2 separate regions of the Mus musculus genome follow, and region 2 is linked to region 1. The links are chromatin contacts, found by Hi-C or POLR2A ChIA-PET in ENCODE. All regions are on one chromosome and are shown on one strand. Each heading gives the region's core, a stretch centred on a gene start or an enhancer-like site at or near the end of the contact. The rest is flanking DNA. Distances are from core to core; before and after follow the strand shown. Region 1 overlaps Fam178b (family with sequence similarity 178, member B). Region 2 holds the start of Fam178b (family with sequence similarity 178, member B).

Region 1 (6,325 bases), core at 3,754-6,253:
GTGAGGGCAATCCTGCCCTGTGCAGTTTACAGAGGTGGTCTAACAATTCCTGAGTCCTGGCTCCTGGAGGCCAGCCACACCCAGATGCAAGTCCAGTCCCCACTCTGCTTCCCCTTTCTCTGACAGTAGCTTCTGACTCCATGCCCTCAGAAAGTCATCAGCCTTCTGAGGACAAGGGCTGGCCTGGGTTACCCTGTCCCCCGCCATCCTGCTGGGCCCTAATGCAGGTGACCTCCAGGTATCCCTGAGATAAAGACCAACAATGTTCCTGAACATTCCACCCTCCAAGCTCATCAAGACCCCCTTCTCAACACATCCTACTCTGAAACAGCAGCCTACTCTGGAATACTCCATCCAGCCTCTAACTCCCCTCACAGGATGTGCTGAAACTGCCCCACTGCTGACAAAGGAAGTGGGTGGGGATAAACGCAATTGAATAAGACCTTCCACAGGACAGTCAGCGGAGGACAGCCCTGGGTGCACACATCCCCCAGGGGCCAGGAACTTGCATGTGGAAGGGGTCAGGTGATTCATGGCCACAGGTGGTAAGCCCAAGGCCAGTCCTGACATTTTGCCTTGAGCTCTGCTGTGCTCACAGAGCCCCCCCCTCCCCCCCAGGGGCCTCCAGCTGTATGTGAGCAGAGCTTTCCTCTGTAGCCATCCTGGATCTAAAGTAACCTTAGACAGCATCCTGTGTCGGGATGCAGCTGAGCAGTCAAACACACCTGACAGGTAAGAGGCCTGGGAGGAGCAATGGACACTGTACTCTTGCGCTGCTGCAAAGCCACCAAACAGCTTCTCACGCCAAAACCTGTTCCACGACCCATACGACCTCCTCTGCCCCTGGTGCCTACAGTTCTATGAATTCCCCTTCATGTAAAATAGAGGCATCTCCTTTTGTTAGTGTTTTATTCTAGTCAACACAAGGTTTCCAGGGTTCATCTGTATCTCAGCCTGTGTTAAAATTGCCTTCCTTTTCATGACCTAGCCATGTTCCATCACATGTCTATTCTGTCCAACCTAAGTATGTATGTCGTATTCTGTGATCTACCTGTCAGGCATGTAGGCTGCTTCCTGCACCTTTTGTCTGCTATGCACAATGCTACAGTGAACACAGGTGTACTGTGCTCTGCTTTAGTTAGTTCTTTTGTGGATCAGGCCTGACTTCCTCCTAATCAGTAGGGATCCTGACCTCAGACAGGTAATTCTCTAGGCCAGGCTTGTGGGGACAGGACCCCAGGCTGGGTTCTTAAGGAGCCAAAGCTGAGAATCCAGAACCTGGGAGCTACTTTGTATTCCTCCTGATTGGGCTGTAGGAGAGGAGAGTGAAGGAGACACATGCCACAGCATGGAGAGGGGTGGACAAGGAAAGCCTCTGTTTCCAAAAGGGCAGGCATGCTGCAGAGGCGGCCCCAGGGCTACAAAGGGCAGTGCAGGCCACAGGGGCAGAGGTTACAAAAAGGGAGAAGACGCTTGGACCGGTGGCTTGTCAGGAGCCCTTAGTGAGGGGCCCATAGGGGTGACTGGAATGCTCTGACTTGACAGATGGCCCCAGTTTGGCAACCCCTGAAGCAGAGGAACACAATGCAGACACTCAAAGCACAGGGGGCTCTGGCATACCAGGGGCTATAACCTTGGCCCTGGGAGCTGTGTGTTTGCGTGCTTTGGGGTAGAGGGTTATGGCTGGGCCAAGGTGGAGTCCAGTCCTCTGAGAATCCCTTTCATTGCCAACCCTAAGCAACCTCCAACTGCTTACATATTATTTTTTGGTGCCAAAGTGTCTGGGTTCAGGTAGCAAACGATGACAGCTGGGGAAGGTACAGCCACTAGCAGGACATGCAATGCTTCTCTGGAATGCTGAGCAAGGGACAGACCCGAGGCTGTCACTCAGGGGACCGACATGAGTGCATGAGGGTGGAGGGGCTGCTCTTGAAGCCCCTTACTGATGGTGCCAGCCCAAATGCTACTCTGACACACTATGGCTCTCCTTTCTGGGTCCCTGGTAGAACCCAGATGACAAACTGTCCCTTTTGAACCAAAGCCTGCCTGGGGCAGAACTCACCTTCCTGGACGTACAGGGATCCCAGGAGGCCATGAAGTCAGCCTGGACTCAGTCATTGAGAACTGGACTTCAGGCTGGCGAAGGTGCCAAGGAGCCAGTTGGCTCAGCTTGTCACTAACACTGGAGACAGAGCCAAAGATGTGTGGCCTGATGTCTGTAGCACAGGTGATGCAGTGTCCCACAGCATGCGGCTGGGGCTGTGGGTACAGGCTCCAGAGTGCATCTGGGCACTTACCAGGCTGACGGAACAGTCCATCTATACTGAGATCCCAGAGGAGGCCAAAAGCTCTTGAAGATGTTTCTGGAGGCCATGTTAACAACTAGGGACAAAAAGAAAAGACACCTATTTATCTAGTTTGTTTGAAAACAGGGTTTCTCTGTGTAGTTCTGGCTATCCTGGAACTCACTCTGTAGACCTGGGTAGCCTTGAACTCACAGCAATTCACATGCTCTAAAAATTTTTTTATTACAAGTAATGGTAGCAACACTTCATATATACAATTTATGTATGTATGTATGTATGTATGTATGTATGTATGTATGTATGTATGTTTTGGTTCTTTGAGACAGGATCTCTTTTAGCCAAGCCACTGAATAGGTAAGGATGACCTTGAACTCCTGTCCACCCCCACAACCCCCTCCCAAGGTGGGGATTCTAGGTTTGAAGCACCAGGAACAGCTTCATACATGTGTTAAACAGGACTCATCTTAATGCTTCCAAGTCACTAGGGTGAAGGATACAGTCATGATTGTTGTTTTACAGAAGTCAAGACTCCCTGACCCCTGCCCAGGGCCACACAGCTGGAGGCTAAGTGGGACTCTATACCTAGACTTTGATCATCCAGGCTGTGCCTGGCTCTAGCTGTGGCCCTCTCTAGGCCAGCACTGGGGTCAAGAGCTCATCCTCTAGGCTCAGCTAGGATGACTCCCATAGTCTCCTGTTTCCGGAACATGTCCCCACCCCACTCTCCACCCACTACCATACACAATGTGGAGACTGTTGGAGTCTGATGGCAATGAATCACTTGCTCAGAATGGGCTGTTCACCTGGTGTGTGCAGCATGCCTACAAGAGGCCCTGGAGTAAGGAAGAGGCAAGCCCAGGGCCACTAAGTCCCAGTGACAATAGGACCAATGGAGTGTCAACTGAACAGAGGTGGTAAGATCTAATGGTCACTCCTCATTTAGAATGGACCCCAAGTGGGCTGGACAACATGTGACTTGCCTAATCTAGCTGCTTTGCCTGGACCAGGTTAGTTAGTCTCCCATTCAGAAGTCCAGTGGGGCCTGGTTTTACCTGGCCATGCTCCTGGGGAGGAAAAAGAATTCTGCCTTGAGTGGCCACCCTCCCCATCCCTGGTTCTCTTCCTGCCTGAGGCCTAGCCATTTCTGACTTCCCAGTGAGGATCCCTTGCAGTGGCTTTAGGGAGACCCTAGTGCTTTTCTGTCCTCAGTAGCCTGACAGAGCAGCAGTACATGTGTTCTTGCTGCTGCTGTTCCTTGCCCAGGTCCTGAGCAGAGCTAGGGATCTGGGGGGAGGGGACAGATTTAAGGAACAGACAGGCTGTAGGACTTTTTCGTTTAACCCACACTGGACTGTCGGCTCCACCATACAGAGCTGATGCCCAGGACTTGGCCAAAGCAACACAGAAGTCAAAGTGGCAGAGGCTGAGCTTGTACCTGGGGCTAGGCCTAAACTCTGCTCCCCTTGTGTACCTGCCTGGTCCAATGGACACTGCACAGGAGCTAGGGGAGACCTCTCCATGCACTCCATGGCCTGGGTTTCAGACTCTAGTGGAGACTGAGCCACAAGAAGGGAGGGCACTTCTCTCCTGTCAGGGTCATACAAGGATCCTCTGTGGGCGATGTCTGAGAGGGGTTCTTTGTGCCTCCCAACGGCCAATTGTGCATTTTGTCATATTCTGTGGAAGGAGCAGAGAGAGACTGCACTGCGGGTGTAGAATAAAAGCTTGACTGTTCCTGGCTCCTACTCGCCCTGCAGGCCCAATCTCCCCACCCCAGGATCTGGGGGAGGGGCCGAGGGGACAGCTATGTACAAGGGTTTCAGGGGCACAGTGTCCTTCCCCTCCAGGACAAAAGCACCACAAAGGTCCTGAGAGGTCCAGAATGAGCTCTACCTGGAAGGCCAAGCCTAAGAAGTGTCTAAACAATTTGCCTGGCATGCTAGCCCTGATTGACAGCTGGGCTCCAGGCCCCAACTGCAGCTCTGGTACCAGCTGGAACTTGTGACCAGTATCCCCAGACAGGGACAGGCCTAGGCAGGGGCCAAGGCAAGGCAGATGCAGGACATTTGGATGGAAGCATTAGGTCCTGGGCTGTCTGCTAGCCTCTCACCTACCAAACGTTTGTATTCTCAAGCAGAAGGTGTGTTGCCTCGAGGCAAAATGTTCCTCCAGGGAGGAACCTGGGGCAGAGGGAGCAGCTGGTAGTCGATTTTCCAGACCACCTACAGCTTCATAGAGAGCAGCAAACCCTTAAACTCCACTGAGTCTATAGCAATGAACTCATGAGCCCCAACCTCCACTGCTGCTCCCCTTCCAACTGTGCTCCCGAGATGATCCATTCATGACTGTGACAGCAAGAAAAGCGATGGTGCTCATGACGGACTCTCTGGCTGAATAGAATGCACCCAGTCACTCAGTTCTAAGCCTACTAGGAACACCAGGCATCCCAGGAAAGCCACACCCCTTACCCAGTGGTCACCCAGTAGAGAGAGTCTGGGGGTTGCTGAACAGACACTTCCAGGCAGTCTCCATTTCTGGGCTAACCAGGCTCCTGAACCTCCCGGACTTTGGCACATCTAGCATTATGGTGATCAATCCCTGCCAGCCCTCCACCATCCTCTGTATCAGAAGCATCCAAGGCAAGAAGACCGAGGACCCAGCCAAACAGACCCTGGAGCCTGCCTGGGCTGTAGGGCTGCTTTATTCCTGCCACCTAGCGGCAGGCCTGTGCTTCTCACCTGGAACAGCCACTGCAGCAGAGGCTGAGGGCAGTCAGCAGCATGCAGGTAGAGGTTGCTCAGGAGGCCATTGTGTAGGAAGGAGAGCTGCTCGGGCAGCGAGGACCTGTGGGGTCAGAGCAATTAGGTTAGGTTAGCAATTGTAGCCTCTCTCAGCAGAGGCCTCTAACCAGTAGGGCTCAAAGGCCTTGCTGGAGTCACCTCTGCTTCAAGAGGAAGCCAGGAAGCATACAGGTACACATTAAGGACAAAGATACTTTTAGAATTCTTGGCATGAAGTATCATGGGAAAGAGAAAACTAATCATGACATCATCTGAATAGTTTGTTGTCTCCAAAGCTGCTCACAAACCACCTCTGGTGCTATACTGACTAGTATTTTTGACCTTGTTACATGACAAAGAGAAACCAAGGTAAGGACCCTGGCCAGGTAAGAGAAACAAGGGTTAGGGCATCTGTGCCTGAGGCTCCTTCTGGGGCTCCAGCTGCAAGGGGTGGACAGGATTACCCACGGGCACCTGCGTCTCTGGGTCCAGTTACAAAGTGTTTCCGCCTCATCTTGTGTTTTTCTGACACAGAGGGGACACCTGAGAGGATGGGAAAATAACAGAAAGAGGCCTAGAAATGGGGCATCTCAGAAGGAAATACGCAGGAAGGAGTCCATGAAGGTTCTTTCACTGTGCCGGCTGCACCCATCCCAGGAGTGCATGTGTGTGCTCAGGACAGTAACATGGCTTTAAACAGAACCTGTGTGTGCAGTCCTGCATCCTGTCAGAACAGGCTGCTGGCAGGGACATTAGCTGTGGCAGGTCACCCTGACCTGTAGGACAACCTCCCCACCCCCACTCTTGAGGGGTTAGCTATATGGTGTAGTGTGTGTAGCTTTGGAGGCTATGTTGGACTCTGTAACCTTCTGAATTCCTGATCATTTGAAACTGTGTGGGGTAGGGTGCTCCACCCTTTCAGCATTTCATGCTTTCTCTCTAGAGAATAGCCCAAAGATGGCCAACTTGGATTCCAGAAAATGAAACCATGAATACTCAGACAGCATCCTATGTCCCAATCCTTGTTGGCTAGCCCTCTCTGCTCTACTCCTTCTCTGAAAAGGACATCACACTGCCATCTGCCAGCAACAGAATGCTCCAAAACCAAGATTCCTCCTGAGCCAAGCTGCTGTCTCTCTGAGCCTGTCCAGGCCATTCACAAATTATATATATAATTTAAAGTCATTTAAATTTGGAAGAGAAAGAGACATTGTGCCTGTGTTCACAATGGGTTAACTA
Region 2 (6,325 bases), core at 1,124-3,623, 48 kb after region 1:
GACGTCCGTACACACCATGGCCATGTTAGCTATGATTTACATGCTAAAAGAATCTAATTTTAGAAGAAGCTAAAAAGTCATCCATGAGTGGTCCCAGCAGGAGTCAAATCCACAGAACACAAGGCCTTCTGGGGTCTAGTGTGTGTTTTCTCTCAAGACAGAGACCAGGGTGATGACCCTTAGCCTTAGGCTTGGTCCATGCCCATCTGTTTAAACATACCACCGGCCACAGACAACCCGTGCTGCTGACTGGTACCTCTGATATCCTGCAGCTTCATTAGTGAACCTCACTGGGAGCACAATCGTTAAGCCAGCTTACAATACAGTAGTAAGTAGGCCAAATCCCCAAAGCTCATCTGGCACGCTCACTTAGAAACAAAAGAAACAGGGCTGGAGCAATGGCGCAGTAGTAAAGAGCTCCAGCGCTCCTCAGAGGACCTGTGTTCCATTCCTATCATCCGCATCAGACAGCTCATAACTGACTGCTTACAATTCTGGGTTCAAGGGGCCTGCTACCCTCTTCTGGCCTCTGTGGGTACCTGCCAGTATATGTACATAACCCCTGACACCGCCCCCCCCCCTCTCTCACACACTCACACACACACACACACACACACACACACACACACACACACACACACACACGGTGGCATGGGAGGGAAAGATCATGTCCAGGTGAGCTCCGAGTACTAATAACTCATAAAGTAGCTGCAGCAGCAGAAGTCTGAGACCCAAGGACTGGGACTGCTGCTTGCTGGGCAGCTAAGTTTGGCTGCTTTAAATACCTTTCACTCCAAGGCATTTCTCTATCCACAAAAGAACATGTACACACACACACATTATACATGCCTATTTTCAGAACCTATCCTTTGGCTCACATTTCTTGACTACATAAACATTTCCAAAGAAGTCAGTCCAAGGATCTTGGAATCCAGTCTGATAGCAGCTCACTCTTTCTCCCTGAGTCTCCAAATCAGAAACCTAAAATCACTCAATCAACAACGCAGCTGACAGAGATGCTAATGATTTCAAGGACACCGGTGACTTTCAAGCTGCTAAGACAAGATGACAAAGGGAAGGCAATTATGGGACCCAAGTTCAGCGCTGTCTCCATGTGAATAAACACACATCTTAGAATCAGAAAGAGGAGTTGTTAGGTGTCCAGGCTAGAACACAGGAGATGAAGGTCTAACAGAGAGGCCTCAGGTCCCCTGGTTAGTGTGCACCATGGCCAGCAGGAGGGCCAACATGGCCAGCAGGAGGGCCACCATGCTCTCCCGAGTTAGTGCTTTTCCCAAATCACACATAGCCAAGACTCTCTCCACTCTCCATCTCGGTCTCATGGTGTGCTTTCAACACGTGACCTCCCACCTTTCTATCTTTCTTTTTTCTTGGCTTTATGGAAACGAAAATAAGAACAGATCCTTGGAAAATAAGAATATACTATTTTCTATACTAAATATAGAAACTCCAAAGCGCTTTGAGCATCAATGTCCAAACAGTCATGATGAACGTGGAAAATTATAGCTGCCTCGAGTTCCCTAATACTGCTGCAGCAATATGCTTTGCTCCCAGGAGCATGCTCTATGTCTTCTTTTAAACAAATATTTATTGGCTAGGGATGCTAGCGAGGGCAGTGGCAGGGAGGCCCCAGCTCACAAGCTGAAAGACTTGAAGATCGGAGTGTCATTCTCTAAGAAAAATTAAGCAGACCCCAGCGTTGTAAAACTCTTACATCTATCAAACTAAGCATAAGCCGGGTCTGAGAACAGCCGATGGTTCCGGAAAGACAACAACTCATTTTTATGCCCCGGGAAACATTAAGAAACAAAACAGGACAGGCCACACCACCCCAAAAAGAAACCATCACGCCAGGCCTTGGCGTACAGCATGCTCGGCAGAACAGGGCTGTGGGATTCTGTTCATGTGGGCTGACCTGACAACATGGAGGGGTGGGTGGGGCTTGGCCTACCAGTGAGGGCTAACCCTGAGCCAGATGCAGGAAAACAGAAGGATGCAGGCAACCGCGCTAACATGGCCTCCCAGGCCCGGATCACTCACGGGTGAGGAAATTGTGGTCCCGGAGGAACTTACCGGTAAAAGGCAGCTTTTGGTCCTACCCCGCGGGCTGTGATGGAGGCCTACTCATGGGAGCCCTGGACTCAAGAACCTGAAGAGCAGCCACAGGAAGCCGTGGCACGGGAAGGAACCTCCGAGGCAGCCTCAGAAGATGGGGCACAAGAAGCTGGAGCAGGAGACCACGGTGGTGGGGGGCCAGGTCAGCAGGGACAGTCGAGAGGAGGGACCTTCTCGGGGGCCCAACCGAGCCTGCCAGGCCTAGCGCACTCACCGTTAGGGCAGGCTGTGACCTCTCACGTGCTCCTCCCCACCCCGTCACGTGGCAACCCCCTACGCGCCCTCGGGTCGCGTGGCAACCCCTCCACGTGCGCGCGCCCGGATCACCCCGCGCCACTCAGCTTCTGAATTTCAGCCAGCCTTGGGTTTTCCAGATGCGGATGCGGAGGGCTTGCTTGTGGCCCAAGATCAAAGGGAAGGCAAGGAGATTTGAACTCGGGATGCGCAGTTTAACGTTCAGCGGTCTAACGACGGGACTTTTCCAAAGTCGAGGCGCCGCAGTTAGTGGTGCATAGCTCTACGCCTTTCGCTGTTGAATGTTGGCCACGAGCTGCTTTGAGAACCTGTTCTGGGCGTTCTTCTGTGTGAGTATGCAAGCGTGAAGGAGAGGCAGCTTAAGGGATGTCAACCCTGCGGATTGACAGCCAACACTGGTTGAGCCCTGGCCCAATAACTAACATTGAGAGAGGCCACTTATATGCGTCATTTTGATTTAGCCTCAGCCAGACCTGTCTTCCATGAAAATCTGTGCCCTACACACTTGAGGAACCAGTACTTAATTAGGCATTACTTGTAGCTAATTAATGATCTGTTGGCCCTGTTCTCCAGGCAAGAGGGCAGTAGAGCTGAATTTTGCCAGCCCGACTCTGGAATTTTAGCAAATTCTGTCTCTGGAGGGAGCCCTTCTTTGGTGACCAGGATGGTATGGGCAGGATCACAGCTGTCCTAGTATGCTGGAGGAGTCTTCCTCTTTTCTTTTAATGGTCTAGTCAATTCATCCGACTTCCAGTTGCAACAAGCATTTTTACTTTTAATTTCATTAATTGTTTTTGAGACAGGTAGTCACTGTGTACCACAGGCTGACCTCAAACTCCAATTAAAATATCTGATTCTCCTGCCTCAGCCTTATGAAGAGCTGGGTTTACTCAAGGAATCAGCCCGGTCCTCTCTGAACTCCTTACTGTTCTTTGGAAAGCGCAGGCCATCTTAAATGTTTGGGCGGGTTTCTATTAAAGAGCACCATTTGAAAGTTTAATAGAAAGGCACGGAGCCAAGCCCAACCAAATGAGAACACAAAGGATAACTCAGTGGATAAACTGTTTCCAGAAACGGAACCGCGCGTTAGCTGTCTGCAGCCCGCTAGAGGGTGCTGGTAACCTGACCAGTTTCCAGATAAGAAACAGGCTCTAGGGCCACCTGCTGGGCCCAGAGCTACTGTATAGGCTTCTGAGAGCCCAGCTTGACCCTGGGGCTGTTTCTACTGGCCCGTCTTTCCCCGTAAGGGATTCCATTCTGTTTAGGGACTCCCCGTGTTTTGTGTCTTTAGGACATTTGAATTCATCCAAGGGATTCTGGAAAGAGTGGAAACGGTAGTTTGTTAAGCCGGACTGCTTCATACCCTGGAGGCCTGCTGACTCTTTCTCCTCTTAGAATCTGCTTCCTTGGATTTTATTCCAGGGTAACCACATGTATGTGTGAGACTACTAAGTTATGAGTCAAAATTAATCCCTTTCTTTTTCTCCTCCCTCTCTCTGCCCAGGCTGATCTGGAACTCACTACATAGTCTTGAACTCACTGCAAGTCTCCTTCCCCAGCCTCCTTATTTATTTATTAGTCTTCATATACCCCAGAAGAGGGCGTCAGCGCTCATTACAGGTAGTTGTGAGGGCACCATGTGGTTGCTGGGATTTGAACTCAGGACCTTTGGAAAAGCAGTCAGTGCTCTTACTCCCTGAACCATCTCTCCAGCCCCTTCCCCAGCCTCCTAAATGCTGGGTTATGCAGGTTAGCTACCACCCATGACTGTGATTTGTTCTGTTAACACAGTAAAACAGGTAGCTTTAGGCCTTAAAGTTTAGGCTGAAGCAGGGACTGCCCAAACTGGCTGAGTACTCCGCAATTGTCCTCCCAGAACCTCCCTGATCTGTTCCCTCTGCTCTCTGTGCTGGAGGGAGGGGAGGGGTGCTTCCCTCCACATTGGATATCAAAGGTTTTCTCAGGGTCTAGGCTGTCCCTCTGAATGCCAGTGGAGCTCAATGGTAGAAATGGGGGGGGCGGCGCACAAACTCCTCTCACTGCCCTGGCACAACCCTTACCAGTGACAATCCCAGGTGCCCAGTGGCTCTCACAGAAATTTCAGTGAGGCACCTGAAAAAGGGGTAGGGGCTGACTTGACTGCCCAGCTGTCACGCTTGACTCCATTCCATAAAATAATAGATGCTTTCAATAAGCATCTTAGTCTAACCCCCTGAGCCCAGTGGTAGCCAGGCTCCATGCTGGCAGTAATTTCACATGACCCATTTTGGATTTGTGGTGTCTGCATAAAAACATTTCACTCTGATGTGAAAGGGTTTTGGCTCCAAGCAGCTCTCCTCCTCACACCACCAGAGGCTCCTTAGGGTCAGGCCTAGCAGGCCCGAGGCACGTTTACTCCTCACCCCTATTATAATTTTTTTTAAAAGATTTATTTATTTATTCTATGTATATGAGTACAATGTAACTGAACAGATCGTTGTGAGCCTTCATGTGGTTGTTGGGAATTGAATTTTTAGGACCTCTGCTCACTCAGGTCAACCCCACTTGCTCTGGTTGGCTCTGCTTGCTTAGAGCCCAAAGATTTATTTATTTACTTTTGTTTTGTTTTTCGAGACAGAGTTTCTCTGTGTAGCCCTGGCTGTCCTGGAATTCACTCTGTAGACCAGGCTGGCCTCGAATTCAGAAATCCTCCTGTCTCTGCCTCCCAAGTGCTGGGATTAAAGGCGTGTGCCACCACTGTCCGGCGCTTTATTTATTATTATACATAAATACAATGTATCTGTCTTCACACACGCCAGAAGATAGCATCAGATCTCATTATGGGTGGTTGTGAGCCACCATGTGGTTGCTGGGATTTGAACTCAGGACCTTCAGAAGAGCAGTCAGTGCTCTTACCCACTGAGCCATCTCGCCAGCCCATCCCTGCTATAATTAAAAACTTGCCCAGCATGCATGTTCCAATGGTGTCCAGGGCCTCTGGGGCCACCAGAGGTCAGAGCTGTATCATAAGCAGCAGAACTAAACCTGAAGAGCTGCTTTTTGTTGTTGTTGTTAGATTTATTTATTATATGTATGTGAATACACTGTCATCTTCAGACACACCAGAAGTGAGCATTGGATCCCATTACAGATGGTTGTGAGCCACTGTGTGGTTTCTGGAAATTGAACTCAGGACCTCTAGAAGAGCACTCAGAGCTCTTAACCGCTGAGCTATTTCTCCAGCCCACTGAAGAGCCTTTTGACCCTACCATTTCAGCTTTGGTGATTCTGACCATACTAAGGACACAGATCCACAGACAGACAGACAGACAGACACACACACACACACACACACACACACACACACATACACACTATACCAAATAGATTTTAAGGCAGAAATATTTATTTGACTTAAGAACCAGCCTTGGCTTTGGTCCTGAAGACTCAATATAATTGCTTTAATATTCAGTAAGAATCAGAAAAACAAACAGTTCCCCTAAGTAAGAATATCACAATCTCTGAAGAGGTAACTGTCTTAGTTAGGGCTCTCCAGAGTCACTGAACTTATGGAATGTCTCTATATATTAAGGGAATTTGTTGTGTGACTTACAGGCTGCAGTCCAACTACCCCAACATTGGTCAGCTGTGAATGGGAAGTCCAAGAATCTAGTTGTTCAGCCCCACAAGGCTGGTTGTTTCAGCTGGTCTTCTGTAGAAGTAGACTCCAACAGATGTGCTGGCAAGTAAATGCCAAGCAGGTGAAGAAGAGAGAATCTTCTTTCTTCCAATGTTCTTATGTAGGTCTCCAGCAGAAGGCATGGCCCAGTTTAAAGGTGTGTACCACCATGCCTGGATCTGGGACTTGTTTTGTCCCAAGCTGATCTTGAACTTGGAGACCTCCTTGCCTCAGTCTCCTGGGATTAAAGGCATGTGGTACCTTGCCTAAATTTTC

Evidence for each region. Hi-C counts contacts between places; a loop is a spot of excess contacts on that map. ChIA-PET counts read pairs that join two places held with the same protein, here RNA polymerase II (POLR2A).
Region 2: a loop to region 1 is called in a map of heart, with 3 times the contacts of the local background. The contact joins the promoter of Fam178b here to the enhancer-like site in region 1. A Hi-C loop is called at or near these places in 6 of 37 maps with a recorded cell type or tissue (gastrocnemius, heart and regulatory T cell). POLR2A ChIA-PET finds 5 or more read pairs at or near these places in 1 of 5 experiments (embryonic stem cell).

The regions. Positions count from the first base shown.
Region 1 is chr1:36,630,123-36,636,447 of GRCm38, forward strand. Fam178b (family with sequence similarity 178, member B) reads right to left here. Exons shown (of 16, transcript NM_001372417.1): 6 at 5,045-5,150; 7 at 2,298-2,382. Among named protein-coding and RNA genes, the nearest start is that of Fam178b, 50 kb to the right of the region's middle. Within about 2 kb of position 5,004, at least 2 of the 3 ENCODE cell types and tissues checked have a DNase peak (open chromatin) inside an H3K27ac peak, as active enhancers do; they include gastrocnemius, where a contact is called at or near this core.
Region 2 is chr1:36,680,774-36,687,098 of GRCm38, forward strand. It overlaps Fam178b (family with sequence similarity 178, member B), which reads right to left and starts at 2,374. Exons shown (of 16, transcript NM_001372417.1): 1 at 2,095-2,374.